Regions from separate parts of the Homo sapiens genome. Here region 2 is linked to region 1. Evidence: read pairs that join two places in POLR2A ChIA-PET (ENCODE). Cell type or tissue: PC-3. All regions are shown on one strand. Links, peaks and the distances in the headings refer to the core of each region. The heading gives the core; the rest is flanking DNA.

Evidence for each region. Peaks named below come from ENCODE experiments on the same cell type or tissue, not always from the same donor. Only the 100,000 strongest peaks of a DNase experiment are listed, where the experiment ranks them.
Region 2: POLR2A ChIA-PET joins it to region 1 with 5 read pairs; 2 of 35 experiments call an interaction of 5 or more read pairs at or near these places.

The regions. Positions count from the first base shown.
Region 1 is chr13:65,962,767-65,966,766 of GRCh38, reverse strand. MIR548X2 (microRNA 548x-2) reads left to right here and starts at 338; the gene lies at 338-437. In PC-3, for the core only: no CTCF peak of the experiment used is centred there; a DNase peak (open chromatin) is centred at 1,886; H3K27ac peaks cover 642 bases.
Region 2 is chr13:65,857,715-65,866,187 of GRCh38, reverse strand. It overlaps LOC105370241 (a long non-coding RNA gene), which reads left to right and starts at 237. Exons shown (of 2, transcript XR_942031.1): 1 at 237-357. LINC01052 (long intergenic non-protein coding RNA 1052) reads right to left here and starts at 141. Exons shown (of 3, transcript NR_132362.1): 1 at 1-141. In PC-3, for the core only: no CTCF peak of the experiment used is centred there; no DNase peak of the experiment used is centred there.

The sequences.
Region 1 (4,000 bases), core at 1-4,000:
TAATGTGTGCAAATATCACATTTTTTATTTATTTAAATCAATCTTTATTTGTATCTGATAGTAAACCCACAGAAATTATGGAAAATTATATTTCTATTGTAATCAAAAAGTTTTTCTAAATTATGTCAAGTTTCTAGAATCCTACAGAGAATTAGAACAATTTGCTTTAGGAAATCCCCCTGATCCTTCAGTGTGGGCGCACATTGATTGCCACTGGAATACACAAGGTACAAGCCAGCATGACTGTTTCAGATCCTATGCATCTGGTTTTCTTTTTCTTTGCTTTGAGAATGATAATCTTTTAGAAGATGTCATGCTTCAGTGGTAAACCCCATAGATGCCAAATATTAGGTTGGCACAAAAGTAATTGTGGCTTTTGCCATTAAAAGTAATGGTAAAAACTGCAATTACTTTCGTGCCAACCTAATATTTGTGTGAGGTCTTACAAATTTCCTAAGGTAAGGTCAGAGAACAACGAACAAATCCCATCCTCTCTTTCTGCAGCCCAAGGATCTGCCATTTCTCAGCATGAGTAAACATTTGATTCTTTTTATCTCCATTCTCAAATCGCTTTTCTACATATCTTCTTTATATGAAATACTAGCATTATCTCTTCAAAGAACTTAGGAAAGTTAGAAAAAGCCTTCAACATGAACATTTGCTAAAATCTTCCCACAAACTAAAAAAAAAAAAATTTACACTTGAGATTTAGCAGATGTAAAAGGAGTACATCATTCCAAGATCATAAAATTCATCCAAAGATATGAAAATGTATATTATTCTATGAAAACAGTGCAACGTTATCTGACACTAGAAAAGGATAGTTTGACAAATGAAAATTATAGGCGAGTCTGATTTATGAATATTGATTCTTATTGACTCTCACTCTATCACTTAGATAGGTCAGGTAATGCTGTGGTATAAAAAGCTCCCAAATCTCATATGTTTAACAGAAAAAAAAAGTTTATTTTCCCTTATGCCCATTTTCTGGTTGTCGAAAGAACTCTATTCAATGAGTCATTCAGTGAACTAGAAGCTCACAAGCTCTATTGCAACATGTGCTTCCAAGATCTCTTTGGAAGGAGGAAGATCGTTCTGGACAGTTCAGACTTGTAATTAAATATTGCAGCCCAGAAGTGACACACAGGTCTTCCATTCACCATGAATTGGCTATGCCTAATTAAAGTTAGGGAAGAAAGAAGAGAAGAAACAAATATCAGTGAGTAGCACTAATGACTACCACATTTAGCAAGCAATGTCTACAAAAGTGATGACCTCAATTTCATCTACTGCATTCATTTCAAGAATACAGATAGGGCAACATTAGAAAAAATTATCAAGCAATTAATAACATTAAAAGATTAAAAGATGATTAGAAGATAAACAAAATTTTTAAATAATCCTACTTGGTGAAGTAAGAGTTAGATAGAATTCAATAGCCATTCATGATTTAAAAATATGCAAATGAAGAAAAACACAAATGAGACAGAATAAGAATTAAAAGAAACCTTGTTAATAAATTAAAAAGAAATATACATCAATACTATCATATCATAAGACATAAATCCTGAAAATATACTAATAATTAAAGTTATAAATAGTATCTAAGTAAATGAAGTATATTATATTCCAAAATTGAAGATGTCAATATGTCAAAGTTTTTTATTCATCTAAAAAGATATGCAGTTTAAATATAATCTCAATTAAAATCACATTTTTTAAAGACGAAAATCTGAATTTAATATTAAATGTGAAAATGTGAAGGTCAATGGGGTAGAGAGGGGCCTTTTCCTCACCAGTTATCAAAACTCACTACACAGCTACAGTGACTAAGACACTGTGGTATTGATACAGTGACACATAGATTGACATGTGGATTACACTACACAGTACAGAACCAGGCACACTTGGGCATGGAAACTTAGGCATGATGGAAGTGGTATTATATCCTTGGGGGAAATAATGAGAGTTTTGACATTTCAAAAAATGTCTATCCTTAGGGGGAAAATGAACAAGTACTTCACACAATTAAAGCAGACATACAGTTAAACAGAAGAAATAAGACATGGTGTTTGACAGATAAGGAGGATGATTAATCAATGACTGATTCATCATCGACTGAACATTTCAAAATAACTAAAAAAGAATAATTCAAATGTCTCTAGCACAAAGAAAAAATAAATATTTAAGATGATATCAAATTATCCTGATTTGGTTATGTGAATGTATCGAATTATCACATGTACCCAGAAAACATGCACATTTTTTACGTATCAATGAAAACTACAAAATGTTGATAAAGTTAAAATAACTCATTTCCTGGTAGATAAACCACCTAAATTTTATAGGCAAAATTTAAAACTTTAAAAGACAATGTAGATTATGTATAAATACCTTCAGGTAAGAAAAGATTTTTTTAAAGTACATAATGCTAAATTAAGTATTGATAAAATATTTAAAATTTAGAAGTTCTGCTCATCAAAAAATACAAAGAAAGAAGAGAGGCCACAAATGGGTAGTTGATATTTGAAATATAAATAACCAATAAAAAGCACTTCTCTAAATTATTATAAAAATTAATAATAAATTACAAAGCAGTCAAAAAGTAGGAGTAGGCATTTTACCAAATAAGCACATTTGAGGAATATATATTTGAAAAGATGATCAATTTTGTTATTCATGAAGGAAATGCAATGAAATATATTTTACCCCCACTGTAGATTATAAAAAATTAAGGTGTTGGAGAATACCAAATGTTAAAAGAGGCTGTGTATTTTTTAAAAAAATACTTATACATTGCTGTTTGAAATGTAAATTGGTATAACAACTTAAGAAAATAATATGATCTTATTTTATAAAGTTGACTTGTCACTCATCCTACATTACAGAGATTTACATGTACACCAGAACCCATACACAAGAATATTTGTAGCATCATCATTTTTGTAATAGCAAAAATACACACACAAACAAACAAAAAAAGGAAACAACTAAATGTCTATGGACAAAGAATGGATGGATAAATAAATTGCACTATAGTCAATCTTACAAGAGTGGGTTACACTACAGCACATGGGATGCATAAAGCACAGCTAAAGGAGTATATGTGTTAATTGTTGAAACATAACATTTTTTGAAAAAAATCTTATCTCAGAAGACTACATAAAGTTTTACATATCTCTATTACTTTCTTATTTCTGTTATAATAAGTTAACTCAATCATACGGTCTTAAAACAATGAAAATTTGTTATCTGACAGTTCTGGAGGCCAGAAGTTTGAAATAGGTTTAAACTGGGCTAAAATCAAGATAGCTACTGGGCTGTGTTCTTTTCTGAAGTCTCCAAGGGAAGAACCCCATTTTCTTGCCTTTTCTGACTTGTTGAGGCTGTCTGCGCTCCTTGGCTCTTGGCCCCCTCCCATCTTCAAAGTCAGCAATCACAACACTGACTTCTGCTTCTGTGGTCACATCTCCTCCTCTGACTCTCACTGACTCTCTATTTTATCTTTAAGGACCATTCTGATCACACTGGGCTCACCCAAATAAACCACAATCATCTCCCTGTTTTAAGGTCCGCTGATCATCTGCTTTAATTCCAACTGCTTTCTTGGTTTCCCTTTGCCCTGAAACATAACACATTCTTAGATTCCAGGGGTTAGTTTTTTTTGGGGGGGGGGATGGGGTGCTTTATTTTTATAAAACTTCAAAACAAAGAAAACTAGAAATATATAGTTCAGGAATAAATAGTCATATGATACAAGTATGGCAAAAGAAGGAGATGTTAATCCTAATGTTTAGAATAGGTGTTACCTTTGGGTTTAGAAAGGGTGATGGGATATGGAAAGAATACCTAAGTTATTGGCCATGTTCAACTTGATGGGTGGTTGGTTAATGGAAATTGATTAAAGAATCATGCACAACAACTCTTATAAATATTATGTATACTTTGGAATGTATAGAAGCTAGAATGAAAAAAGGAATTAAAAGACACCTGGAGAACA
Region 2 (8,473 bases), core at 2,708-6,707, 100 kb after region 1:
TCGTTGCTTGCCTGATGGAGTGATCCAGATCTTCATCTCTGAGAAGTCCAAGCCCTTGAGATCCTTAACCCTAACTTCAATTGCTCCAGCTGTTTTTCCCTATGATGCTAGGCATGGAAGACGACCAGAGGCCCAAGAGGATGTTCCCATGTCAACACATACTCCCTGCCACTATTATGTAATAGAGAACCCTGTTCTACTGTGTTCCCTACTACAAATGTTCTCACCTCTCATGCCTCAGAAACCAAGACATCTAATCCATCAGAGCCTAAGATTTCAGAGGAAGGAAGCATAAATTCCTCACAGGTGACTGGCAGTGGTGGTGAGAAAGGCCATTCTTCTTTCATCAATGAGCTTGTATGTTCTACCATTTGATTCAAATTTCATATTTCAAGAAATCATTTCAATGCATACACTGTATTCTTGCAGACAACACTGCAACCCTGAGGAGTGTTGGACATGGTACCATAGTTGAGTCTTTAATAAGACGTCCCATTATACCATTAGCCTGGTAATTCTGGATAATATGACCTGGGATAGAATCAGTGGATCTCATAATCATGTTCTCATTGTCACCCTGTCTTTTATATAAAATGGATCTTTTAAACTGAAATGTTGTCACATGTTATAAATCTTAGATGTTGGTGTTGTCAGTAAAACTATAGGCAGGGAAGGAAAATCAGTAATAAAGTAAGAGCTAATTCTGTTTTGGATGAAATGCTTCCCTCCAGGATACAAGGACTGGAAATAATTACCTTCTCATGAGCAACTGAATTAGTCTCCTTGGAGCCATTAGCACCATTTCACGGGCTCAGCATTGATATCTGTTTTGTAAACTTCAGACTTTCAAACATGAGTGGAAGATAGATCTTGTTTTCCGAAAAGAAGCTTAAACCACTGGACCCATGCATAGCTTTTCTTTCTACTGTCACACTTATTGTATTCATGGCTTCTTCCACAAACACTGGTAGTCAAGAACATAAGATGGCTGATGCCCACTTAATGGGCCATCCTGTCTATATGGTGTTTTTTTTTTGTTTTTTTTTTTAGATGAAATCTTGCTCTTGTTCCCCAGGATGGAGTGCAATGGCGTGATCTCGGCTCACTGCAACCTCCGCCTCCTGAGTTCAAGTGCTTCTCCTGCCTCAGCCTCCCGAGTAGCTGGGATTACAGGTGCTTGCCACCACATCTGGCTAATTTTTGTATTTTTAGTAGAGATGGGGTTTCACCATGTTGGCCAGGCTGGTCTCATACTCCTGACCTCAGGTGATCCACCCACCTCAGCCTCCCAAAGTGCTGTGATTACAGGCATGAGCCACCGCACCCTGCCAGTCTATATGGTTTTTGAATGTGTCCTGTGTGATGTATAAACTGTAGTGGTCATTAACCTGAGGCACAAAAATCTTTTTTTTTTTTTTTTGAGATGGAGTCTTGCTCTAATGCCTAGGCTAGTGTGCAGTGGCGCAATCTCGGCTCACTGCAACCTCTGCCTCCTAGGTTCGAGCAATTCTCCTGCCTCAGCCTCCCATATAGCTGGGAATACAGGCATGTGCCACCACGTCTGGCTAATTTTTGTGTTTTTAGTAGAGACAGGGTCTTGCCATGTTGGCCAGGCTTGTCTTGAACTTGTGACCTCAGGTGATCCGCCCCCCCTTGGCCTCCCAAAGTGTTAGGATTACAGGCATAAGCCACTGCTTCCAGCCTTGAGGCACAAAAATCTTAACCAGCATAAATCTGAGTACCGCTCCTCCAGGCCTCTTTGATTGTAAATTCCTCATCTCATTCCTTTCAAGGCCCTCACCAATTGGCTAGACAATTGAGTGACCAAGTTACTCCTCCAAGGTCTGCTCACAATGAGGATTCCCCTTGACACCAGCCTTTAGTGTCACTTCTTGTTGTGTGTTGAATTGTGTCTCCCCAAATTATTAGCTTGGTGCAAAAGTTATTGCAGTTTTTTCAATTACTTTCAATGACAAAAACCACAATTACTTTTGCACCAACCTATATATGCTGAAGTTGTAACTCTTGGGACCTGTGAATGTGACCCTAATCCAGTAACTGGTGTCTTTATAAAAGAAAGGAAAGAAAGGGTTGGATATGGAGACACACACAGGTATAACGCCATGTGACAACAGAGGCAGAGATTGGAGCAATGTAGCTGTAAGACAAGACATGCCAAGGATTTCTGACAGCCTCCAGAAGCCAGGATGAGGCAAGGAACCCTTGTTTTCTACAGATTTCAGAGGGAGAATGGCCCTGCTGATTACTTGATTTCAGAGATCTGGCTTCCAGAACAGTGAGAAAATAAATTTCTGCTGTTTCAAACCACCCAGACTATGGTACATTTTTACAAAAGCACTAGCAAACAAATAAACTCCTCATTGTTCTGTCTTGACGTGGTTTTACATTTTCAGCTTGTATTAATTTATCAGGCCAACCCATTTGTGAACTAAGCTTCTGTCAGCCATAAGGCCAGAGATATGAGCTGAGAAAGAGACTTTGTTCAACAGTACTGGGCTACCTGCTTATGTAACTTACTTGTGCCCTCTAGATGTTCTCTGGCCAGTTCCAGAAAGTATCATTTTAATTGCACAATGGATTACCTCTATGGCCACCTTACCTTATGATTTGGTAATGTTATAATACCAAGATAATGATGGGGATAGTCAAGTCATTGCCCAATATCTGGTGTTGGGCAGGGTTGCAGCCAATAGTCTGATTACATACTCACTTGCTTTTTCGTGATCAGGAATTTATTCACACAGCAGGAACTATTTTAAACACAAAGAATAATTATCTGTGACTGAAGACACGGCCTTGCTACAGTACGCTAGCATGAGTTGCAGCCTCAAATTGGAGCTTTCCAGAGACCTTATATAGCTTCTCTGTCTAATATAGATACCTTTAGCATCATTGCAAATACTGAGTCATGCAACCAAACTCAGGGCATCTTGTACAATATCTTAAAACTGTTTGCAAAGCCTTCTCTGCTTCTTGAGCTAAATTTTACTAAAAAGGATTTTTTTTAATCCTTTAAAGTCAAGAATTTATTCTTTTTCTAGAGCTCCATGCCTCTATATAGAAAACAGACCTATGAAAAGCTTCATTCATTGGGCAGTTTGGATTTTCAGGGTTAAGTTTCTTTCTCCCATTTTTCTAATTTTGCAGGCATGTGGGTCTATTCAAGTCAGGGCCTTCTTTGTAGATTACGCTATCTGTAGCCATTAGTTGTCTGATCACAGGTGTCCCAAAATACTGCTGAGAGATAGGGGACATTTTGCTGATTAGGAGTCCCATTCAACTTTTGATCATAATTCAGGAGCTCCGGTCAGACTTTTTCTGAATTTGTTGTTATACAGAGTATGTAAAAGCTGTTAATAAAGTGGTAGCTTAATTCATTCTCTGTAAATATTCCTTTTGAGTAAATCTCCATCCAGAGAAAGATGTTCTTGCATCTATGGACATAAACACCATAAAATCCCAAGAAAAGTGAAACTTTATCTTTAACAATGGAGTTCTATCTTCTCTTTCAAGATAAGTAAATGTCTAAAGTACTCTAAAGAGATGTATATGGTTTCCTGCAACAACTAGTTTTTTATCATGTAAATATATATATCATGTATAATCTGTATGTATATATATCATATATAATCATATATAATCTGTATATGTATATGAGGCAAATATTACATATTTGGTATCATTTCTCAGAAGAAAACCTTGAGGACTTTTTTTATAATTAGTTTTGAATTTGTAGTATATTAAATGCATTCATTTTGGCGACATGTTTTCCAAAAATTTCTGAAGTAATGATGAATAATTAAGTTCATATATGTATATGTTGGCATGGTTCCACTCTGAAAGGCAAATATGTATGACATGGAGGTTATATATATAAATGTACATATATATGTATACAATGTATACAAATATATGTATACAATGTATACAAATATATGTATACAATGTATACAAATATATGTGTACAATGTATACAAATATATGTATACATATATGTATATGTGTAAAAATAAATATATATTTATATTTATAATCCTTCATTAATCTACTAATTTGCCATTTAATGTCCCAGGGGTATTAGTTTAAATTCTCTAGCCCTAAGCAAATTTGCAGAAAAGGCTTCATTTCCTTTTATTAAGAAAAAGCATTTTTTTAAATTCCCATTTAATTCTTAGTCTTTTCATTCATATCTGCCCCAGCACAGTGCAACCCTCATGTCATATGTGCTTGCTGTTCAGAGTGGAATTATGCCAACAAATACTTATATGGACTTAAAGTTTCATCATTACTTCAGAGATTTTTGGGAAACATGCCCCCAAAATGAATGCATTTGGTATAATACAAAGTCAAAACTAATTATGAAAAAATTTTTCCTCAAGGTTTTTTTCTGAGAAATGATACCAAAAAATGCAATATTTGCTTCCAATCTATTTCTGCATATCACATTAAAATGCAAAACAAATATGTCTGTCATTTGTTAGTAAGAATCCCATGTTTTCTTCTAGAGTATGTAGGCAGTAGTTGGGCAAGGTGTGATGTTTCTAGAGTTTAAAAATAATGTTGCAAAAATTTCATGATGTAAGCTTTTAGGTTGAAAAAAGTATGAGCCTTCAATTTGGTTTTTAAATCATAATGAAGTATAGTTTCTTTTTGAATACTTTTCTCAATAATTTTCTATATAAATTGTATATATTTTAGCATTTTGGTTTTAGGTCACTTTCTTCATGTTTATTTTTCATCTCTTTTTATCTTTATTGCTGTCACCAGAAAATGTATTTCAAGTAGAGGGAAGGGTGTGGGGTACTTTTTGTCTTCAAATTCTCACCTTTGTCTTCCTTTCTCTCTCCCTTTACTTCCACCCCCCTTCATTTCTCTATTTAATTCTCTTAAAACACTATTTTTTATTGATTTTCATTTTTGTGCTATCTAGGTACCACTCAAAGACCAAAAGCCTTCTCAACCAAACTCAACATCTTTTTCTTACCACGTCAAATATTTTTTAAACCAAATTCCTCTTTGCTCATTAATTTAAAAATAGAACATTAGTTTGTTTTTATCCTAAGGACACACGACACCTATACATACTGCTTGCTTTACTTATAGCTATATATTTTGAATGTAATAAAATATGCTTTTACATGTTTCTGATTCTCAGTTCCAGAGATCCAACTCATTTACACCCAAGAGTTCCATTAAGATCTTTAGAACAGTTTACTTGGTATATTCCAAGGAAATTGCTATAACCACATGTTCATCCACACACACAGGTACACTGCTAATATATGTAACTACAAATTGCATTTTCTAGCTTGCTATTACTAACTTGACTGTAATAGGCAAGATTCTCTAATGGCCTCCCAAATTTTCATCCCTGGGCATCTTGTATAGTCCCCTTCCCTTGAGTATGGACTTAACTGATGGATGAGATATCTCTCCCTTCATAAAGCTACTAATTAATTGATTTTGAGTTAATCAAAAGGAAAATAATCTTGGATGGGGTCAACATAGCCAGGTAAGACTTTAAAAAAAAGGTGAGACATTAGAGAGATGCTTCCCTGCTGCCTTTGAATACACAGCCTCCATGAGTTCTGCAGCTGTGAGGAGTTGAATTCTTTTAACAATCAGAAAACTGGAAGAGGACCCTGAGCCTCGGATAAGCCCCCAATCTTGGCTGAAACCTTGATGCAGCTGTTTGGGAAACAAAGTAGAGAATACCACAAAGCCTTGCAAAAACTTCCAACATACAGAACTTTGAGATGTGAAAGGATGTTGTTTTAAGCCGCTCAATTTGTGGCAATTTGTTATACATCAATGAAAAATGAGCACACTGAACTGTGGAAGGAAGAAGCTCACAGATACATATGACTATATTTTTTCAACATTCTAACTAAATTGATTTCCGTTAAAAAAGCAATTATTAAAATATTAATCGCAGTTAAAGTATTAATAGTAATAGCAGTTGTAATATATGGAATGCATTAGTTTTTTATATATGTTGCCTCATATAATTGCTACAAAAACTCTATGAGGGAGGCATTAGACATCTAAATCTATAAGCCGTACAGGGAGGCTTAGGGAATTTAGGCGTCTTATTAAAAGTGGCAAAGCTAGTGTGTGGCTTGCTGACTGGGAGGTGTGTGGAAAATCCCTCAGACAGACAAAAACCCTTTTCTGTGGTTTCCAAGTCCATAGTATTTCCACTTGAGTACATTACATTTCATTATTTATAGGAAATTACATACAAGTTGTCCTCTCTTGCACTGAGTTGCTAAGATCAATAAAGTAGTTACCTATAATGAAAGACCTTAAAATTGAGTAGAGGAAGCAGATATGAATTCAATAATATTTTCCAAGGTCTAAAATGAAGTAAATGCTATATTTTGGGGTTATATGCTGGTGGGATTAGAAACTACTTAGAGAAGCCATGGCAACTGAGTTAAGCCTTAAATACTCCGAATGATATTTCAGGTAGGAAAAATTGGAGCAGCGATCATTTGGGTGAAGAAATGAAATGCTGCATTAGAAATGATGAATGTACAGAATATGTTCACAGAATGTTCAGTAGACAGGAGCAGAGGGGAGTCAAAGATAGAAATGAGCTTTATTTCCTCAATGCTTGCTTCCTGCATTGTTTACATGTTCTCTTCATTTGCCTTGCTGTTTCTCTCTTTCAATCTTCTTGCTCATTATTCTAACTGTCTTTTTGCATAGTAATCTGAAAATTTTTGAAACTTGTGTCAGCATAGCATTTTAGAAAGTGCCTAAGTGAAATCTTTATTTTAAGATCCAGTTGCACACACACATTTTTTACTTTACTGTCAGACTCATAGCTGATGCTCAACACATATGTCATTTATTTTCCTTTTGTCCTTGATATGTAAAGGTAGTTTTTGAGTGTTTTTCTTGATTCTTAGTGGTACAAGGCATACTTCTAGTATAAGAAAAAAGAAATAAACAAGTTTGGCAAGGATACTGATCTTGTATGGAAATGATGGTAGTTGGGGGCAAAACCTGAAAAAAATATATGTATCGGGAAAAAGTAAGTGAAGAAAATGTGCCAAATAATAGTAAATCCTAGACAGAGAATGAAACAGAGTGATATACTAAGAAGTAACTGAGGAGACAATGTCAGAGCAGGTAGTTAGAGAAGGGCTTTTTAAAAAGATAGCCCCTGAGAATGTACGTGGCCATTTCTCTGATCCACCAAACATATAGACTAGAAGGAGCTGTCTCTGGTCAGAAAGATCTTTTGTTTAATTAAGTAAAGCTTTTAATAGAAGGAAAATATTATAGGAAAACCCTACTTCTAAGAAAAAAATTATTTCTAATATTATATAAGAAATATAGTATTTCTAATAATATAATGTACTATTTCAAATATGTAATAAGAGAAAGCTAAAGATAAAATGTTACAGAAGTCCCTGTTAATACATTATAGAAAGAAAAGCTTCCTAAAATAAATATATGATCATAGACAAGCAGAGGAAATTTATCGAATTCATTTTCCTGTTGTATTCATATTATCAATAACAAATAAACTAGAGGTGAACTGAAAGGCACCTATGAAATTTTCCAAAATTATTGTCCAGAGATTTGTATAATTCAAACACTTTATATGGAGGAGGTGTCATTTTTGCACAGAGTTTAATTTTACAAACTCAGTCATGTATCCTTTTTATGTTTTTTTTTCTTTTTTATCCTTAGTAGAAAAAAAATGAAAGAGTAAAATGCCCCTCACAAGACAGTTAATCACTTCACTTGTGGGAAAAGTCAGAGTACTACACATCTTGTGGCAACTGAGAAGAATGCAGGATAGGCTATTTTTGTGCTCACTAGAGAAATATAAATCTTTTGAAATTTTCCCACTTATCATTTCTTGTATTCTATCTATTTGGTATATTAAATTCATATATAATAAACTTGAAAACCACTCATTTTACATGAAACTAATTATGCTCTGTAAAGACCCAGAGGACAGATTCACCCTGACAGAGTACTTTCTATACCATTTACTTGTAGCTTGCACATAGAGTGCAATGTCTCAGCTGGAATCACATGTGCAGCTAGTGACTGACACTAACTCACCAGCTGCTATTTCTTAGGTTGATGTTTATTTAATCCTTTTTCAAGATGTATGAAAAATGCTTCTCAGTTTTATACGGATTAAAGGAAGCATAGATTTAAAAATGATAATTTATATACCCTCAGAATAATAACTGATTTCACAGTTCATTAATTCAATTGATGAACAACAATAAAAGAGAAATGCTGCAAAAGACAAATGTGTGAAAGGTGGGAGAGAGAGTATATAATTTTACTCACTCAATACTCAAAAGAAATACATGATTAAATGCACCTTAAATAAAATGGCAAATTCACTGTAGAAAATAATTAACATTAATTAAGATTCCATTTAAAAAACTTACTTCAGATATGAAATTGAATAGGTAGT